Regions from separate parts of the Mus musculus genome. Here region 2 is linked to region 1. A link is a loop called in an ENCODE intact Hi-C map of the cell type or tissue named here. Cell type or tissue: heart. All regions are shown on one strand.

The links. A loop is a pair of places that touch in the nucleus more often than their neighbours do. Peaks named below come from ENCODE experiments on the same cell type or tissue, not always from the same donor. Only the 100,000 strongest peaks of a DNase experiment are listed, where the experiment ranks them.
Region 2: it touches region 1 in a loop (2.0-fold over the local background); 8 of 42 quality-filtered maps call a loop at or near these places.

The regions. Positions count from the first base shown.
Region 1 is chr2:37,356,999-37,361,998 of GRCm38, forward strand. It overlaps Pdcl (phosducin-like), which reads right to left and starts at 2,334. Exons shown (of 4, transcript NM_026176.3): 1 at 2,145-2,334; 2 at 206-382. The coding sequence starts at 377. In heart, no CTCF peak of the experiment used is centred here; DNase peaks (open chromatin) are centred at 1,923, 2,223 and 3,103; H3K4me3 peaks cover 1,901 bases; H3K27ac peaks cover 1,429 bases.
Region 2 is chr2:37,412,101-37,417,100 of GRCm38, forward strand. It overlaps Rc3h2 (ring finger and CCCH-type zinc finger domains 2), which reads right to left. Exons shown (of 22, transcript NM_001100591.1): 3 at 2,416-2,712. The coding sequence starts at 2,646. Among named protein-coding and RNA genes, the nearest start is that of Rc3h2, 8.3 kb to the right of the region's middle. In heart, no CTCF peak of the experiment used is centred here; no DNase peak of the experiment used is centred here.

The DNA of each region.
Region 1 (5,000 bases):
ACTGTTCCCTTCCATGCTGATATGCATATAGATTTGCATTGCAAGGAGAAAGGGCAGAAGCAAGCACAATGACAGACTACACTATGTTATCTCTGGAAGGAAAGTGGGACAGAAGTTGGAGAAAGGAGAGCAGGACTTCTAACTGATACACACTTTAAAGGACATTTTTTTGAGTCCATTTCTAGAGCTCAGAGCCTTCCAGTACCTGTATTGATGGAGATGCCTTCGCCTGCCAGCTCAGCCTCTGCAGGTGTGGAACTAATGGCTGGTGCTCCCCTGCCTCTGTCTTTGTCTTCATGGTCACTGTCCTCATCCTCGCTGGTGCTGTAGTAGTACTGTAATTTCTCCCCCAGTAACTTATCATCCAGGGTTGTCATGGTGCCTGGAAAAGAAAAATGTATCAAGGATTTTTTGCTAGCTTGAGCAAGGAAGACATGAATCTGAACCATACAAGGTACACTTGGACTGACTTCCCAGAACTTTATAAGAATCTAAAGGTGTTTTCATAAGCAGAATCTCAACAAACCCCAACCCTGGATCTATGCCATAGTTTACCAGGCTTTTGTTATAGCAGGCAAAAACAAGGCTTAGATAAGGCACATTTCTTTGCTGAGCTTTGCAACAAAGGCTGAAGCTGTTAACAGACCCACTGATGTATGACTTCCAGGAGCCTGAGAGGGGCATTACTGTCTACTTGTGTGAACTGGGTAAGAGGAATCTTTTGGTGTGGTTTTTATTCGTATACACTTTTAGTTTTAAGACTGCTAACAAATTGGGAGAAAGTCCTCAGGGAAAACTTCAAAAGGGACTACCAAGGGTAGGTATACTGTTGAAACTAAGTCATTCACTCCTTGCCTCACTAAGAGCCTAGATACATGGTCTCAAGCTGGACCAATTATAACCAGCAAGTCTCCACGACAAAACTTAAATAAGAGCCAGATGGTTAAAGAACACCTAGGACCCAGATGTTTTGGGAAAAGGTACAGTTCAGTGCTTTAGAAGTCTGTTTAAGACTCCAGTAGCGCAGGGCAGTGGTGGCCCACGCCTTTAATCCCAGCATTTGGGAAACAGAGGCAGGCAGATTTCTGAGTTCGAGGCCAGCCTGGTCTACAGAGTGAGTTCCAGGACAGCCAGGGATACACAGAGAAACCCTGTCTCAAAAAAAAAAAAAAAAAAAAAAAAAAAAATTAATTAATTAATTAAAATAAATTAAAAAAAGACTCCGGCAGGAATGACTAGTCAAAAACAAAAACAAACAAACAAAAACGTCCTTCCTCTAAGCATACCAAATATCAACACTGCGCTGCCTTCAGAAGAGACTTAACATATGGTATTTACTCTATTACAATTTACCTCTCTCCCACACAGCAGATTCCAGTCAGGACAGAGCACTGTGCACGCTGAACAGCAACCAAGAGGAAAGTGCCAGCACCAGGGGAAGGAAGAAAACTTTTACAATTTCCTTGTCTGGGATGTGCCAGAGGGCCACAACTCGGTCCGATGAGTGAAAAACGGGGCCAGAAGAGGAGGAGTGTACTGAGGAGACTGGGCTGCTGAGAGGTGAGAACACTGGCAGACAGAAGTGGCATGCACCCGCAGTGCAGAAAGTAAACCTCAAGTGGGGATAGTAAACTTGAAGAGGTGGAGGATCATGAAGAGGGTGGAGCTAAGGAGAGGCACAGAAAAGGAGGAGCAGTGATATGGGCAGGGCCAGTGAAAGGCTTCCAAGAGAGGCAGTTAAGAGTGTTAAGAGAAAGTAGGACAGTGAAGAAGACAGGGCTGCACAAGTGGAACACAGAAGGGCGGGGCTAAGCTTCCAGGAAGGCGGAGCTTATGGGACAAAAGGGCAGGGACAGGATGTTAAGTAAAGCAGAGCTGTAAGGACGGAGTGGAGAAGGCGGAGCCATAAGGAAGGTGGGGCTGAGGAGGCGGAGTAGCGAGGAGGACAGGGCAGGGGAGGGCACAGTGAAGAGGGCGGTACTGAGGAGGGACGCTCCGAGTCTCCAAAGGAATTTGAGAAGTACAGAGGAATTGGGATCCAGGAGCCGGGAAGCAAAGTAGTTCGCCCAAGGCGCGTAAACTCCTGCCCCACCCATGTCTAGGCCCGCCGCTTCCTCCTTGCCGACGCCTGCGCAGTTAGTTACCTCGCCTCGCTCAGTCTGCTCCTTCTAGACTAGCAGCTCCTGTCACCAACAAAGGACGCTCGCCTAGAGAAAGAGAAGTGGCCGAAAGCCTTGAGCGACAGAGAAAAAGCTGCCGTGGACTCTGCGGACCAATCACACGGCCTTCCGGCGTCGCGGCGGACGCACGCTACCCAATCACAAGAAGCTTATCTCGGCGTCTGAGGAGGAGCTACGGGTCTTAGCTTAGGACAAAACTCGTAGATGTGTATTTCTAGTTAAATATGAAATTTTTATTAACTTACGTTCCAAGTTTCGAGACAAATTACAAAGGAATATTAAGGCGAAAAATAACTCGAAAACATTAACTTCTTCAAGAATAAGTAACTCAAAGAACAGAAGTTGTATGACAACCTGAATTGGATTGCTGGACTGGAAACGAGCATGGACAACTGAAGAAATTTGAATAACTCTTATCAACTAATGTTAGTCAAATAGTTGACTCTGTAGTTTACAGAGTTTACAACAGTTATGTATAATGATTACCTTTGAAAATTCTAGATTAAAAAAAAAGTCAAGGAAACTACCCTATGTTTGAAAACTTTTGTTAAACCTCAAATGATTTCAAACTGCTTAGTTGGCGTGTCTTGTACACAACTGTGAGATTGCAAATTAAACCGTGTGCTAATTAAAACATATCAAATTTGCTCGATTTGTATAAAATGCAGCGTTTAAGATAGGGCTCTTAATTTGAAAAGGGGGTTTCTTGATTCCTGTTTCTAGGACCACCTAGATGTTACTGCAAATTTGTCTATGTTCACATTTTAGAATTTCATCTTCTTGCCCCAACTGGGTGGTGGGGGTGATGGAGTGGGAGAGCTGGATGAGCCATCAGACCTGACTAAGCTTCCAACGTCCACCCATTTGGCCCAGGATTGGGCTAGTATTTGGGCTAGACTCAGAAATGCAAGGTACCTCCCCATGCCATCCCACCCCCACTGCTACCCCTGCCATGCAAGTTCTGTGCAGGGATAACATACTGTGGCCCCCAGGTTGAAGGGTGCCCAGTGCCCCCAAGTTAACCTGGAGACCTAACCTGAGGGCTAGGCAAGAGCTGGAGTGGAGAAAAACTCAAATGGGACCTGGGGCTTTTCCTGGACCGTCTCTTTGGAAAGATGTCAACTGAAAGGAAATAAAACTGTAATTCATGTAATGTATGTTAAATAGCCCAAAGAGTTGTTTCTGAGCTTTGAAACCTGGGGCTGAGAACATAGCAGAACAGACCAGGACATGCCCGGGCAAGCCCATCGCCTCCCTAGCTCCCACCCCTCTGACCTAAGTTAAATGTTACAGGCTGCTGATGTTTAAATGGACCAATCATGTGAAACCGCGCCAATTCCTCCCCCAGCCCCACTCCTTTTCTATAAAAACCCCTAGCTTCCAAGCCTCGTGGTCGAATCCACTGTCTCCTGTTATGTGAGATACGTTTCGACCCGGAGCTCCGCCATTAAAAACCTCTTGTTGTTACATCAAGGTGTTGTGTTCTATTCGTGATTCTTGGGTGCACGCCGAATCGGGAGCTGAGTGGGGGTTTCCCCACTGAGTTCTTTCATCAACCAAGAAGACCATCTGCTGCTCTGAGGACCTTGAGCTTAGTTTCAAGAACATGTGTAAGCTGCAGTCTCTGTTGTAGAAGTGTGTGGAGGAGGTGGAGGACGAGAGGGGCTGGAGAGATGGCTCAGCATTTTAGTACTATAATGCTCTTCCAGAGGACCTGGGTTCCGTGCCCTGGTGCAGGCCCACAGGAGAAAGCAAATGAGTAGCCAATGAATGGGTTAGCCTGACCCCAGCACTTAGCAAGCCTACTTTTCACTGCTGCTTTTGTCTTACTACCCAGATCATACTCTTAATAATTAACTTGTCAAAGTTACAGGGGTTGGGGTGGTGGTAGAGAATCAGAGAACACCAGTCAAATGATGCTCTAATCTGTAATCTTCCTTCAGGCTTATAGACATCAGAATGGTGAGCATGATGATCTATGGACAGCACTAAGACCACGTAGAGAGAACTGATTATTTCAAGAATGCCCACGGTGGTACCCACACAGCTATGATTAAAATTAGACTCCTCAGAAGTCACATATAATAAGCCTTTGCATCTGTGACCCCCCGACAAAGGGTTTCTATTGTTGTGATGAAACTATATGACCAAAAAGCAACTTAAGAGAAGAAAGGGTTTATTCAGCTTACATATCTATATCACTGTTCATCCCTAAGAAGTTACAACAGGAACTAAAGCAGGGCAGGAACCTGGAGGCAAGAGCTGATGCAGAGGCCGTGGAGGAATGCTGCTTACTGACTTGCTCCCCATGGCTTGCTCAGTCTGCTTTCTTATAGAACCCAGGACCACCAGCCCAGGGATGGCACCACCCAAAATGGGCTAGGCCTTCCCCCATTGATCAATAATGAAGAAAATGACTTATAGCTGAATCTCATGGAGGTATTTCCTCAATTGAGGCTCCTTCCTCACTGATGACTTTAGCTTGTGTTGAAGTTAACACACAAAACCAGGTAGTACAGTGGAATTTTCAATAAAAGCCTTTTATCTTCCAACTTGCTGGCTTGTTACTAATAATGGCTTTACTATCACTTTATTGAACTATTGGCTTTACTATGTGGCACAAGACCTGTTACAGTTTGCAGATCATTTGACTTCAAAATAAATTATCCTTGTCAGTGCAAAAATACAGCTCTCACTTCAAAGGGAATAAGAAGAGACTTTATTCTGGAGCCAAGCATGAGTGGCCATGACCCAGGATTCAGGTTGTCACAAAGACCATGTTCAACAGTTTCATGAAGACAGAATAGTTACAGAATAAAG
Region 2 (5,000 bases), 55 kb after region 1:
AAAAGTATTTCAAAACAAAAAAGAAAGTGTCAGGAGTCTGTCTCTACCACATACCATTTAGTACTGCATCTATATGATTTACCTATTAAATTTATAACTTATGACCTATACTCCCTTGATAGATAGTATCAGAGATGTAACTCAATGATGAGAATTCCCATCTAGCAGAGATTAGGCAGTCAGTCTAACCTCTACCACCAGAAAAAGGAAAAATTAAAAAATGAAAAATGTAGGTAAACTTGACCTTGCAAAAATTATTTACTTGGTATCAAATTCCACATATGCAAAATAAAAATAACTCTACATGTTTTATAATGTTATTATGAAAGTTCAATCCAGTCCTACAAACACTGACATTTATAGACCATTTCTCATGTGTCTACACTATGTATGGATCTATTAATAATCAAAAGAGAAAATGAAAATGTCTTGCTTCAAAGAGTTCAAATTCTACAGAGATAAGAGACAAGCCAATAAATAAACAAATAAACAAATACTATGTTAGAAGGCAATCAATGAAAATACAATGCAACTGTAAATGAAATGAAATATAATATGGAGAGGACTGGAGAGATGGCTTGGTGGTTAAGAGCTCTTGGTGCTCTCCCAGATGTTGCAGGTTCAGCTATGTTGGGCAACAGTCAATAGCTGTAACTCCAGCTTCAAGGAACTTACACCCTTTTTAGAGCAACTGTATGCATGTGACATTCACACAGAGACACAAAAATAAAGGTAAGGATTTAAAGCTGTGCACATCCCTACATACAGATACATACATGGATAGACACACTCACACAAGAAAGAACTAGAGAAGGGTTGCAATTTACTAGTGTAGTTCATAATAAACTTTCTGGAGAACTGCAACATTTGTAATTTCTTGAAAGTAGAGAGGAAAGAATCGTTGTAAGCAAAGACATTTTCAAAATCCCTATACATTAATATACATAACATATCTAAGAACTGGTCAGGAGACCAATATAAGTAGAGATAGTGAAGAGATGAGCCTGAAAAGATTGTGTTACAATGCATAGATCCATAGGTTATTTTACATACTAAAATAACACATTTATTCAGAAGGAACACTAAGACTGCCTGCACTATAGAAGACAGGCAGTAGTTAGCACTACTGCAAAAAAGTAAGTATTTTATTGGATTTTAAAGTGTGATTTTGGCAAGAGATATCATTATTTTATGACCCACTAGAAAAGTATGCTGCCAATTAAGCTATGACCCTACTAACTACAGAGTTACTGCCAAGATTCTAAAACAGTGAAAACAGATTTTGAGTATTTAAAAAGACAACTTCATCTATCAAGATATTAAAAAAATGAACACAGTGGGTTATTAAATTTACTAAATAAGCCTGGAAATTTTCTTATAAAACTGTAAACTCCTTGCTTTAGTTTTGGGTTTTTGTTTTCTTCTTTTTTTAGATGTTATTCCTTTCACTTGAGTTTTGAGACAGGGTTTTCCTGTGTAGGCCAGAATGGCCCTGAACTCTATCTTCCTGTCTCAAGTGCTGAGTTTCCAAGCATGTGCCACCAGGCGCGGCTACTTCTTTCTTACTTTAACATTTACTATGGCATGTATGAAATTTCATCTTCTCCTCATTTGTAAGTAGGGGTAAAAGGTACCTAAAGAGCTAAGGTAAAAAGCAGAAAGAACATTTAGAATATTTATTTTCGCCGGGCGTGGTGGTACATGCCTTTAATCCCAGCACTTGGGAGGCAGAGGCAGGCAGATTTCTGAGTTTGAGGCCAGCCTGGTCTACAGAGTGAATTCCAGGACAGCCAGGGCTATGCAGAGAAACCCTGTCTCGAAAAACAAAAACAAAAACACACAAAAAAAGAATATTTATTTTCATATGTACAATAGAACAGACCCTCATCAAATAAAAGTTGTTTATCAAATCTACATTCTTGCTAGGATTCAGTAAAATTATATAAAATGGAACAGTCATTGCACAACATATAAGGGCATAAGATGTTGCACAGAATTTGTTATTTTGTATTTGTGATAATACGATCAACCAACTGAAGTTACAAATAAGATCAACAAAATCTCCATCTAAGGGCTTTAGATAGTTTTTTTTCTAACTAAACCTCTGATTTTACTTCTTTTCATGACTTAACAAATAAATACTGATATAGTCACACAGTTTCTCAACTACCAAAGGACTTAGATATCTAAATTCTGGCTTTGGTATTGAAGCCAGAACAAAGAAATATATAACTGTAATGGGATTCATTATTTTGCTTAAGAATTTATAGCAGTGAGAAAAATCTTTGTAGGAACACATCACAAAAAGTAAATACACCTTTTAGGTTTCGACTACCTTTCAACATGCTCTGTACCAGCTAAAGAACTAATTTTGACAACTGATATAATAAACCAGTAAAAATACTGGACACTTACCTGGGCTCCAACTAACTGAAGAAGTGCAAAGTTGACAGGGAGCACATCAATGTCTGTGTTTATGGCAGTCTGGTCAAAAGGACACGCTTTTCGGTGAAGTTTATTCAAGCAGGTCTTGCAAACTGTGTGTGAACAACCTAAACTGATGGGTTTGTGCACATTCTCATCAAATTCATTATAGCAGATTGGACAGGACAGAAACTCTGTCCATTGAGCTGCCTGCACAGGCATTGTGGAAGCTGATGCTCGGGTTAGCAGTCTAGCAGATCATTATTTTGATGTGTAGTGTTTTTTAAGCTGCAAATGGACAAAAGCAAGCATTAACAATATATTTATTAGTCATTCACTTAACTGTTAAAATCAACTACCACCACTCCAGAATCTAAAACATTTCTAAATATAGGATTTAGATGTCTCTATAACAAACAATAAATAACAAAACTGTAAGTTGAATTACATTTTGCACATTTACCCAGAGACAATTTATTAATACTATTCCTTTCAACTAAACTCTACTGCTTGTTCATGCAATAGTAATCAAAACTTTGGTGTATTTTTCTTAGTGACTAATACATTCTATTTTTTATTGCTTAATGTTTTTATTTTGTGTGTGGGTTTATGTGTATGTATGTGGGCCCATGTGTGCCATGTGTGCATGCTAGTTAGTTCTCTCCTTCTAACGTGGGGTCTGAGGACACACAGATCATCTAGCTTGGCAGCATCTTTACATCTCACAGCCCCTACCTCCCACTCTCTACTTAAGAACACCAACAATGTGTTCATGGTGGCACACATGCCTTTAACCCCAGCACTTGGGAGGCAGAGGTAGGTGGATCTTTGTCAGGTCAAGGTTAGTATGTCTACAGAGTGAGTTCCAGGACAGCCAAAGCTATACAGTGAAACCCTGTCTTGAAAAACCTAAACAAGAGCTGAAAAGATGGCTCAGTGGTTAAGAGCACTGACTACTGCTCTGGAGGGACTGAGTTCAACCCAGCAAAACAACATGGTGGCTCACAGCCATCCGTAATGACATCAGATGCCCGCTTCTGGTGTGTCTGAAGACAGTTGCAGTGTACTTACATATTATAAATAAATAAATCTTTAAAAAAAGAAAAAGGAAAAAGAAAAACCTAAACAAGCAAGCAAACAAACAAACAAATAAAAAAAAAGGGAAAACCAAAGAACACAAATTACTGGACCGTTTGAAGATTGAAGTGTTTTCTTTGGATAACCACTACCTCAAAATATATTGATATGTCTTAATAGCTGCTAAGCTTCAGAAACTATTGATCAAAATAATACTGTAGGGATGGAGATGTAGCTCTGTCAGTCTGCTCAGCAGGCAGGAGACCCTGATTCAATTCCTAGCACCACAATCATCAAAACAATGTGCTACATTTGTTTGTGAGCTGTCACCTTGGCATCTAAAGGAGGAAGTCTATGCTACATTAGGATGTGCCTCAGCTTAGTGAGTTACTGAAAATCTACGGATGACTGTGATGACAGGGATGTTGTCTATAACTGAAAAAATAAAGAATAATGACAAAAGCAAAGAAAACACTGTCTATGGCCAGTAAGACAGCTCAACAGAAAAAAGCATGTACAATTCAACTTGGCAACTCAAGTTCCATCCCTGGGACCAACATTGTGGTAAGAGAGAACAAACTCTCACAAGCTGTCCGTTAACATGCGCATGGCTCCAATGCATCTCGCCCCTCTATAAAATAAAATGGAAAAAAAATTACCTAGAATTTTTTGTCATAGTTCATAATAATTTTGACAAAAGTATGTATCTGTGTTTTTAAAACTTGTCAGGCCCAATAGAGTTGGCTTAGAAAAATAAAACATTATTCTCTTGGAATAGTTCTAAGCAGAAAACAAGGTATAAAATATTTATCTTTGCACTGAATTATAGTACAAACACAGAAAAATAACTATAAGAGAATCATTTTACATATTTTCTTGTTTGATTAGTAATTGTATAGCATTTAGTAAAGCAAGCAAGAGTCACAATCTACTTTTTGGGTTTTTGTTTTGCTTTGTTTCTTTTGACTTTTCTTTTTTCTTTCTTTCTTTTTTTTGTTTTTGTTTTGTTTTTTGTTTGTTTCTGAAACAGGTTTTCTCTGTGTAGCCCTGGCTGTCCTGGAATTCACTCTGTAGACCAGGCTGGCCTTGAACTCAGAGATCCACCTCCTCTGCCTTCCAAGTGCTAGGATTAAAGGTGTATAACACCATTGCCTAGCAAGAGTCACAATCGAAACTACACTACTTATAACTCACACATCCTTAATATGTTCCAATTCAAAACTTACATTAGTATGACAAAGGCCATCAGATAAACATTAAATATAGGTATTTAGGATAATTAAACCACCAAATACTTTATTTCATACAAATGCTTACAAAATACATTAGATATACAGAATGCTAGATGCTCAGAAAGAGTAGTTAGCATCAGGAAAGAGAAACATGTAACAGTAAGCACTCCCCAGAACCCCAAGAGACAAATGAAATGTTTTAGTTTTTCTTTTTTTCTTTTTGGTTTTCCAGACAGGGTTTCTCTGTGTAGCCGTGGCTGTCCTGGA